Regions from separate parts of the Homo sapiens genome. Here all the other regions are linked to region 2. Evidence: chromatin contacts called from ENCODE Hi-C or POLR2A ChIA-PET data. All regions are on one chromosome and are shown on one strand. The core of a region is the stretch at or near the end of the contact, and the rest is flanking DNA. Distances in the headings are between cores, read along the strand shown.

Region 1 (3,342 bases), core at 1-2,500, 3.1 Mb before region 2:
CCACAAGTTCACAGTCCTTCGCTCCTGAGCACCAGGTTTAGTCTCCAGGAAGGGATTTGGTGAAGTCAAGTGGGCAGGGCGAAGTTGGGGCCCATCCCTGCCGTCCGGCTTCCGGCAGGAGAGGTTCCCGGGGTCCCAGGCAGAACGGGCGCCAGCACCTGCGTTCTGGGCGGGGGAGGAAAGAAGACCAAGGAGCAGTCAGTTTCCGCCGAGCGTGCCGAGGCGGGGGCCGTCCGCAGACTGGCCGGCGCCAGGGAGGAAACTTGGTCTGTACCTCCAGCTGATAACTCCGCGCCCCACGCTGCCCCCACCCAGTTGGCGCCAAAGACCACAGGCGGAGCTTGCGCTACCCCTCCTACTTGGAATTGACACTAGCTGGGAGGGGGCTGCCGAAGACAGCTCCCTATACAACATGGAACAGAAAGACTTGTATTTAGTCGGACCCATGTCTACTTTGCCAGACCCTCGGCCACTGCGGGAGGGCAGGGCCCAGGCGCATTTAAGGCTTAAATGCACATCACATGGAAACTGACTCTGCCATTCATTTGATGCAACCATGGGCAAGTCACTTGTCCCTCTCTGGCCTCAGTTTCCCTAAACCGAGTGAGTGGCAATTTTTCAAAACGTCTGCCAACTCCAGGACTTGCCGTTTAAACCTCCCTCTCCAAGAGAGGAGATACTCACCTGGAGGTGTCAGGACACGGCCGAGTCAGTGGCAAAAGCTCCTTTTGTCGTTGGAGATGACAAGTTCCGGAGTGAGCTCGGCTGTCTGATTAGAGGAAAAGAGGGAAGAGTTACGCGAGGCAATCGGGAGCTCCGAGGGTCCCGCAGCATCCTTGCCTGGGTGTTCAGCCCTGTCCCGACTTCGAGGCTTACCTGGATGGGAAGGTGGGGGCCATCAGGGGGTCCAGGGGCTGGCTCGGCCAGGACTACCTGCAGGTCGAGAATGTAGTCGATGACGCGCTGTAGGATTTCCACCTGGCTAAGCTGAGTGCCTCTCGGGACTCCGGGTACCAGTTCCCGCAGGCGGGAGTAGCAGTGGTTCATGTCGTCCAGCAAGCTCAGCGGCTCCTCAGCTGCCGGGCCCTTCCCTCGGCCCCGGGCGATGGCCAGACTGCGTTCCGACAGGCAGCACACCGCCTCGTAGCAGCCGCGCACCGGGCTCAGCGCCTTCATGCTGGGGAGTGAGTCCAGAGGTGCCCCAAAGAGAAAGAAAACCAAAAGAAGTCCCGCTACAGTGACCTGCAACGCGCGCACGCTCGCCGCGGCGGTCACTTATAGAGCCTGCCTGGAAGGCACGCCTCTTTATTCAAAATGGCCCGCCTCGGCCCTGCCCCCGCCGGCCCTGGGCGTTCACAGCCCGCTTAAATTGCAAACAGGCTTCCTCCGGCTGGTCTGACGCCGAAGACCGCGGAGCCGCGGATTCAAAGAATGAGGAAGCGCTGATACCGGGGAGAGGCGGGCCTCTCCGCCAGCAAGGATTTAAAAATCACTCAAAACCATTAACTTCCAGAATTTGCTTTTTCCTGGCAGCACCCCAGATCTTTGAGCTTCCCTGCCCCCTGCCAGTCCGCCTTTAGCCCAACACTGGTTCGAGCCACAGCTCCTCCGAGGTCATAAATCCCTGAACAGCAAAGAAGCTCCCCCCACCCCCCGTTTTTTTTAAGCGAAAGATTTTTCAAGGGAAACTTGTAAGGAATTAGTGCCGCCTTGTTCCCCAATTTGCTGTTCGTCTGACCTCCAGACTCACTGGCGTCAGGAATTATCTTGTGACCAGAGGGAAAAAAAATTAATTGCGGTGAAGCTGAGGTTACAATGAAGAAAACAGATTTGCGCTAGGCGCTGAGATTGCAGAAGGAGGAGGGAAAGGGGGTTTGAGCAAAGAACACTATTTATTTGAGCAACAGGGGAAAAGAAGAAAGCTTGAGCCCATGCTTTTTGCATGGGGAAAAAAGGAGCCTGGACCCTCTGCCCCATAAACTCCATAACGAACTAAATATATGCACAGTTGTGCTTTGTGAGTTCAATTAGAATTTTGGACAAGGTTTTAAATATGGAGGCACAGATGGGACAATTTCTACATAAACCTTTTTAAGAGCCCCCCCCCACCCAATTGGGTCAGCAAATTTCTTAACTTCCCCTCTCTTCACTTTCCACACACCTCTGTGTAGAAAACAGTGGTAATTTCATTGCTCTATTGTCTGTCCCTTTCTGCTATGGAAGGGCAGGCCACCTGGACTTGATTATTCTTAGCCCTGCTGAAGTAGCTCCAGCTCCATCTGAAAGACCAGGAAAGGAACCAGAGGGCCGGCAAACTAAGTCCTGTATTGCAACAGGACACTGTGCTCAGTATTCTTTGATTCTTTGCTTGCCTTCTTGTCACCTCCCTAGACATTTGGGGACCTGCACTTCCAAGATGCTGCTTTCCATTTTGGAAATGACCAAGTGGGATTCCCCCAATAGTTGCTTTCCTAATGAATCATTGGTGAATATTTATGGAGTCCCTCCGCATAAAACAGTGGCTCCTGCTTTCAAGAATCTCACAATTTGGGGAGACAAGATTAACACAGGAAACAAGAGTTCGATAATGTGTGGCACTGATTAACAGGACAAGGGGGGCTCAGAGCCAAAGAGAGTCGCAAAACGGTTGAAAAGGACACTGACTGGGAATTGAGAGCCCTGGGTTCATCATGCTAGCCCTGACAATAATTTGTCATGTAATCTTGAACAAGCCCAGGTACTCTGGCTTTAATTGCCTTGTGAGTAAAATAGACGATGGTACTAAGTGATTATTTAAAATCCTTTCCAATTGTAGAAGTCCAAGGTTGTGTGAAATTTGGATATGTAGGTGAAAGATGCTGAGGGGCCCAAGGAAGGCATTTAAGACATGCCCAATGTCACACTACAAGTAATAGCAGAGCCAGTCTTGAAGCCTCGTTCTTTTCCATCAAACCACAGGGCTCTGTGGCCCAAGAAAGATTTCTTCCTGGAATGTTTTTTTCAAGGACAGGCTCTTCAGTAAGAAAAGAGGAAGAAAACCTGTGAGTGGGCAAGTCAGTCTTTACATGCTACAGCCGTCAAGTGCCAGCTATTTGGTCAGGAAAGGCAAAATAATGGCTGTAGGAACTCCTGAATAACCGAAGAGAAGATCCTTCTTTTCCTATCTTGCAGACTTCTGTGGCAAAACGGTCAAGTCCAGAGGGTTCTAGAAAAATCACGGGCCAGGCAGATTTCTGTGCAAATGCCCATTCTTCTTCTTCTTCTTCTTTTTTTGTTTAAACTAATTGTGTAGACTTTGGCTGAGTTATCCTGGGTGCTTCTATTTTCCCATCTATAAAATGG
Region 2 (3,114 bases), core at 615-3,114:
AGGAAGGTTTTGCCTTTCTGGTGTAGGATGCAGTAAGTTTTCTTGGGGAGAGAAATGAGTTCAGGCTTTGGAATTATTCATAGTGACCAGGGACATTGCCAGCACTCCCGGGTCCTGCATAATCTAAGATAATGCTCCTGTGGCCATGAAGTCTCCCTTTACAAAATCTGAGGGGGAAAAGAGATCCTGGTGTCTAGGAACACTGGCCTGGGCCTTTCCCAAGGCAGCCTTGGGTCTGGTGAGGAGCTGGAATCCCCTCTGGCTTTTGTAGCCTGTCATATCAGAACATTCCAAGTCAGCCTGAGGAAGAAAAGGCTGCTGCTGGGATTTGGTGGGGCCTGTAGATCAGGAGAACACTGGAGCTTTCTGTGTATGTCGATCTTTTCAGATAAACCTGGCCTTCTACCCAACTCCAGCTCAATCGGGGTCTCTTAGAATGTAATGGTAAACTTTAAACAATCTTTACGCTACAGGATAGAAAACAAATCTGACAAGCATCCATTTTCTAAGTGACTTGTTGGACTGTGCCTTTTCTTCAAGGAGAAAATGGTTTCCATTTTCTGCATCTCTCTTCTGTAATGGTTTGAACACTCAGGTTCCTGCAGTCCCTGGAGCCTCTTCTGTGGGTTTTCAGTATTAGAAGGTACTGTCTTTGGAGACTGGGGCTACTTGTCATGGTAGGCTAAGTTTTCTTAAGAGGGAGTGAGAAACGGTGTTTAGGTTTTCCTGCTGGGTAACTGTTCTATGCTCCTAAAGCAACTTCAGTGGCCTCCATTTTAAGTTAGTGGTGAGATGATCAGTTTTGACTTCAAATCCATTTTGATATTCTGATCCCATTGTTGAATGTGCTCACAACTTGATTTTTTTTTTTTTAAAGGCAAGTAGACCGAAGGCAGCTTTGGTGACTCCACTTCTTTTTAAAGTCACCCTCCTCTGCCCTCTGACTTTAAGTGACAGGCAGTTCCCTCCCCTCTCTTTCAATTCTGTAAAATGGGGATAATCCGGACCTCATGCCCCCAGAGCCTTGTAAGGACCGGCTAATGAGGGCAGGCGAGTGGGAAACGAATCGTCTGAACAATGATCAGTCATTCTTTCGGGCTTGCAAAGAGGGTAAAAAAGGTTGGGTCTTTAGCGGGGTCCGTAGAAGGCTTTGAAGACGAAAAGTGCTGTAGAGGTGCTAAGCAGCAGCCAACGGACCGGGCCCGCTGCCAGGGGGTCAGGGCTGGGCCGAGGCGGCCGCGGTCTCAGGCTCTGGCCAATTTTGCAGCCGCGGGTAAAGTTCACGCTGCCCGCTCCCCTCGGTACGGCCGGGAGGGGACAGACCTGGATAGGGACGCCGGGAGGGAGGCGGCGCAGGCTCCAGAGATGCGCGGGCTCCGGGCCGGGTTTTCTCCGAAGCCTTCGGCGGCGGCGCTGCCTAGCGAAAGCGGCTGAGGGCCTGCCGCCGCCGCGGCTTGTTCTCTCCCCTCCTCCTTTGTGAAGGGAAGGGAGCGAGTCCGTTCCACGGCCTGCGCCCGCTCCGCTCTCCACTCCGGGTTTGCCAGGCGGCCGCGACGGCGCTGGGTAAAATGGCAGTGCTGAGCCTCGTGTCGGAGTGAGGGGGACTCGGAGGAGAGTGGGGCGCTCTAGCCGCTCAGTCCGGCCGACCGCTTGCTCGCCCGCCCGCTGCCGCGCAGCAGCCTCGACCCAAGCCGCAGCTGGCGAGGGGAGGCAGGGCGCCGGGCTCGGCCCGCGCTCTGACTCTGGCTCCCGGCGCCCCGGCTGCTGCCGCGCGCCCTCCAGCCCGCCCGTCCCGGGTCCCCCTCCCCCCGCTCCCTCCCTCCCTCCCCGCCCCCTCCCCCTCGCCTCCCTCCCTCCCTCCCTCCTCCTTTCTCCGGCAGCAGAAAGCGGAGAGTCACAGCGGGGCCAGGCCCTGGGGAGCGGAGCCTCCACCGCCCCCCTCATTCCCAGGCAAGGGCTTGGGGGGAATGAGCCGGGAGAGCCGGGTCCCGAGCCTACAGAGCCGGGAGCAGCTGAGCCGCCGGCGCCTCGGCCGCCGCCGCCGCCTCCTCCTCCTCCGCCGCCGCCAGCCCGGAGCCTGAGCCGGCGGGGCGGGGGGGAGAGGAGCGAGCGCAGCGCAGCAGCGGAGCCCCGCGAGGCCCGCCCGGGCGGGTGGGGAGGGCAGCCCGGGGGACTGGGCCCCGGGGCGGGGTGGGAGGGGGGGAGAAGACGAAGACAGGGCCGGGTCTCTCCGCGGACGAGACAGCGGGGATCATGGCCGCGCAGGTCGCCCCCGCCGCCGCCAGCAGCCTGGGCAACCCGCCGCCGCCGCCGCCCTCGGAGCTGAAGAAAGCCGAGCAGCAGCAGCGGGAGGAGGCGGGGGGCGAGGCGGCGGCGGCGGCAGCGGCCGAGCGCGGGGAAATGAAGGCAGCCGCCGGGCAGGAAAGCGAGGGCCCCGCCGTGGGGCCGCCGCAGCCGCTGGGAAAGGAGCTGCAGGACGGGGCCGAGAGCAATGGGGGTGGCGGCGGCGGCGGAGCCGGCAGCGGCGGCGGGCCCGGCGCGGAGCCGGACCTGAAGAACTCGAACGGGAACGCGGGCCCTAGGCCCGCCCTGAACAATAACCTCACGGAGCCGCCCGGCGGCGGCGGTGGCGGCAGCAGCGATGGGGTGGGGGCGCCTCCTCACTCAGCCGCGGCCGCCTTGCCGCCCCCAGCCTACGGCTTCGGGCAACCCTACGGCCGGAGCCCGTCTGCCGTCGCCGCCGCCGCGGCCGCCGTCTTCCACCAACAACATGGCGGACAACAAAGCCCTGGCCTGGCAGCGCTGCAGAGCGGCGGCGGCGGGGGCCTGGAGCCCTACGCGGGGCCCCAGCAGAACTCTCACGACCACGGCTTCCCCAACCACCAGTACAACTCCTACTACCCCAACCGCAGCGCCTACCCCCCGCCCGCCCCGGCCTACGCGCTGAGCTCCCCGAGAGGTGGCACTCCGGGCTCCGGCGCGGCGGCGGCTGCCGGCTCCAAGCCGCCTCCCTCCTCCAGCGCCTCCGCCTCCTCGTCGTCTTCGTCCTTCGCTCAGCAGCGCTTCGGGGCCATGGGGGGAGGCGGCCCCTCCGCGGCCGGCGGGGGAACTCCC
Region 3 (3,205 bases), core at 523-3,022, 3.4 Mb before region 2:
AACGGAAACATTCGAAATGTCACACTTTTGATCAAGAAACTGTATTGTGTGAGATGAATACGTTTACTGATTAACACGACCTATTTCTATAAAGATGCATCCTAAAACACAAAATCTCCTTGCGAACATAAGGTTCTGTTTTCCCATGCTCCCCCATCCCCACATACTACCTTAAGATCATCAGAACTCAAAAGTTCTCAGTATCACAAGACCCTTACAGCATTGTACCTAGGAATACTATCAGTCACAGAAAAGAGGCAAATTTTTAACAGAAAAGTTCAATGAACATCTGTTAAGGTGGGGTTTTTAAGTATGTGTAAAGCAAAAAGACAAGTTGTGTATTAAGTACAAGACAGAAATATTTATGCCTACCATTTCATTGCAAAGGCTCTACAAGTTGATACTGAAATTGGTTAAAATTTTCAAAAAAAGTTTGTAAATTTTAACAAAAAAACCGTAAAATAATTAGATTCCAGAAAATAAAACCTTCGGATCAAGGAAAGCCCTCTCTCTTCAAGCCAAATACAAAATGCTCATTTTGAAAAGACTTTTTATGTCATATGAGACCATTTGAAACTCATTCAAATGTGGCATTCAACACAATGCCACACAGCCAAACCATATTTCTGGATGCAGCAAATATACTAACGTGACTGGAGTCATTTGATCTAAACATTTTTGCAAAAAAAAAGGAGACATTTAAAGATTTAAAAGGGCTGCTGGGAGATTCGGGATGTCAGCACTAACTCCTCCCTGACTTTTTCTGAACCTCTCTGTGCAAATTCTTCATATTAAGAGACGGGCTTTAAAAGAACCAACGAAATGAGACTAACGGTTATCTCATGGCTTAGGAGTGTCGAGCTCTCATCCTACGACTGACTCATGAGACATCAATTCAGCCACTTGAGGACTGCAAAAATCTCAAACAGGTAGTGTGAAAGGACTGAACCTTCCAAGAAGCCCTGGGCTTTTTTAAAAATTTGGCAATACGGCCACTACCGTGTAAGAAAAAGGATCGCCTTTCCAATTTGGTGCGCCTCTGACAGTCTCAGAATTATCCATTTCAGGCGCCGCTTGGAGCCTAAGTTCTACGGCCTCTAGTAGTCATTTTTTCCTTCAAATCTCAGCCCGCGGCATGCAGAATGTGGGAGGGGAGGGAGGCTTCCCACACAAATCGGCCTTTCGGTTTCTGCTCACACAAAACTTTTCTCCCGGCTCAGATAACCCTGGGATCTGCACCCCGCCTTCCGCCCCCCACCCCCATCCCCTCAGGCCCGTCCGGATCATCAGCACATCCCTCTCGGGCTAGGCCGGCCGCGGCGGGAGCGAAGCGGCTCCGGCGGGGAGAAGCGGCAGGGCCGCGGGCGCCTCAGGCCCTTCGCGGGATCCGGCCGCATGGAGCAGCGAGCGGAGGCGGGAAAAGCACGGCCGGCCCCAGCAGGCCGCGCGGAGAGCGCCCAGCGGGCCGGACCGCGGGCTAAAGGGGCGGGGGGAGGAAGAGCGAGGGCGAGAAGCGTTTCGGCCGGGCTAGGCCCACAGCCGCGCGGGCGGACTAGACCGAAGCCGCCCCCAGCCCGTCCCCACCCCCACCCCGGGGCCTCGGAGCGCAAACGAAACGGGACCAGGCACGGAGCCCGGGCTGAGTCGGGTCGCATCGGGGCTCCCGGCCCCTCCCCCCACGGGCCGGCGCGAGACTCACCAGGGCAGAGCGGGGGCCGGCAGCCGGGCCCGTGAGAATCAGCGCGAGGCGCTTTGAAAACGACTAGAAATGGCGCGCGCGCCACCCCCTCCCCCCCCTGATGGACTGAGACGCGATCCCGGCAGCACGCGGGGTTTCCCGGAACTGCTTCCAGGGACTCCGAGCTACGGGGCAATCGCTTGGCGAGGCGGCCTGACAGGCAGCTCAGACGACCAGTAGTATCCAGGCAAAACGGACCACGCCGGACGACTCGAGAGCCAATCGATGAAGCTGCCGGCTGAACCAATGAGGGTGCTCAGCGCCCCTGGCTGGGGCGCCTCCGGGGCGGGGGCAGGCACACAAAGGGGTCTGTGGTGGAAGCCCTTGGTGGCTGCAAGGCTTGGGGGCGCTGGGTCCTGGGTGGACGAAGCTCCTCCCTCTTCGTCTGCCGCCGATGCGAGGCCGAAAATCTAGGCCTCGCGCCGCGTGGCCGCCTCCGGAGCCCCGCCCCCTATGGTCAGCACTGGCCCAGCTCCGCCATGGCGCTTGCGTCCCGCCACCGGCCGCCCTTAGCCCCCGAGTCCTCCCTCGCACCCCCGCGGCCGGCGTTCCCCCCAGACACGCCCATAGCCACGCGTTCGGGCCTCTTTCGGTCATCTTTTCGCCTCTAGTGAGCACACGATTTAAGGATGATTTGGCTCGTCATTTTGCTGAGGATTTTGTCTAGATAATCATTCCTTGGAACGATCGGAGAAATGCCTCTTTCCCTCCCTGGCTGCCGTCCACACATCGTTGGTGGCAGACTGTGAGGGAAATCGTTAAAATGACTCAAAAGCAATGTGTAACACAAGTGATAGAGCAGGGAGCTTTTCCCCACAGGGTTTGGAGCTACTTGATATTCATAAAATAAAGCAGCTATATACATCTCTGAAGCCAAAAGAGCCATGCAGGGGAAAGGGGTAATTCCCAAAGGACACTATAATTCGTGTTAGTCCTAAACCTATTTCTCACCTGCCATTCCTACTGATTTGTTCCCTGTCCTTAGTCCAAACCTGTCTCGTCTCATAGAAACCTTCCGAACTCACTTCTGTGGTGCAAGCGCTTTTTTCCCAACCCCAAACTCCAATGCCCCACCCTTAGGAAGTGGAGGAAGTCAAGCAGTGGTCTGCAGATTTCCAGATGCACTCAAGGATGATTAAATTTCTCAGAACCTACAAACCTATATTTAATTATTGAAAACGGGCGGGGCGTGGTAGCTCATGCCTGTAATCCCAGCACTTTGGGAGGCCGAGGCGGGTGTATCGGTCAGAAGTTCGAGACCAGCCTGATCAACATGGTGAAACCCTGCCTCTACTAAAAATACAAAAATTAGCCCGGTGTGGTGGCACGTGCCTGTAAACCCACCTACTCCGGAGGCTGAGGCAGAAAAATCGCTTGAACCCGGGAGGCGGAGGTTGCAGTGAGCCAATATCGCACCACTGCACTCCACCCTAGGGAACAACAGCGAAACTCCGTCTTAAAAAAAAA

Evidence for each region. A loop is a pair of places that touch in the nucleus more often than their neighbours do. ChIA-PET counts read pairs that join two places held with the same protein, here RNA polymerase II (POLR2A). Pooled maps may share reads with other maps.
Region 1: a map of gastrocnemius medialis shows a loop between it and region 2 (7-fold over the local background). The contact joins the promoter of ID3 here to the promoter of ARID1A in region 2. A Hi-C loop is called at or near these places in 1 of 168 maps with a recorded cell type or tissue (gastrocnemius medialis) and 2 of 50 pooled maps. POLR2A ChIA-PET finds 5 or more read pairs at or near these places in 1 of 52 experiments (IMR-90).
Region 3: a pooled map shows a loop between it and region 2 (6-fold over the local background). The contact joins the promoter of HNRNPR here to the promoter of ARID1A in region 2. A Hi-C loop is called at or near these places in 2 of 50 pooled maps. POLR2A ChIA-PET finds 5 or more read pairs at or near these places in 2 of 52 experiments (Caco-2 and T-cell).

What each region holds. Positions count from the first base shown.
Region 1 is chr1:23,558,251-23,561,592 of GRCh38, forward strand. ID3 (inhibitor of DNA binding 3) reads right to left here and starts at 1,251. Exons shown (of 3, transcript NM_002167.5): 1 at 877-1,251; 2 at 685-769; 3 at 1-165. The coding sequence starts at 1,176. The coding sequence ends at 710. All of the region lies in intron 2 of LOC124903876 (a long non-coding RNA gene), which reads left to right. RefSeq lists an enhancer at 121-250 and silencers at 1,191-1,450, 1,318-1,564.
Region 2 is chr1:26,694,151-26,697,264 of GRCh38, forward strand. ARID1A (AT-rich interaction domain 1A) reads left to right here and starts at 1,865. Exons shown (of 20, transcript NM_006015.6): 1 at 1,865-3,114. The coding sequence starts at 2,254. It overlaps LOC124900417 (translation initiation factor IF-2-like), which reads right to left and starts at 2,255. Exons shown (of 2, transcript XM_047439473.1): 1 at 2,067-2,255; 2 at 1-1,815. The coding sequence starts at 2,255. The coding sequence ends at 1,129. RefSeq lists enhancers at 698-1,634, 1,635-2,570 and silencers at 1,549-1,878, 1,969-2,128, 2,499-2,828, 2,879-3,114.
Region 3 is chr1:23,342,512-23,345,716 of GRCh38, forward strand. HNRNPR (heterogeneous nuclear ribonucleoprotein R) reads right to left here and starts at 1,773. Exons shown (of 11, transcript NM_005826.5): 1 at 1,700-1,773. RefSeq lists silencers at 1,246-1,315, 1,326-1,685, 2,196-2,315 and an enhancer at 1,706-2,290.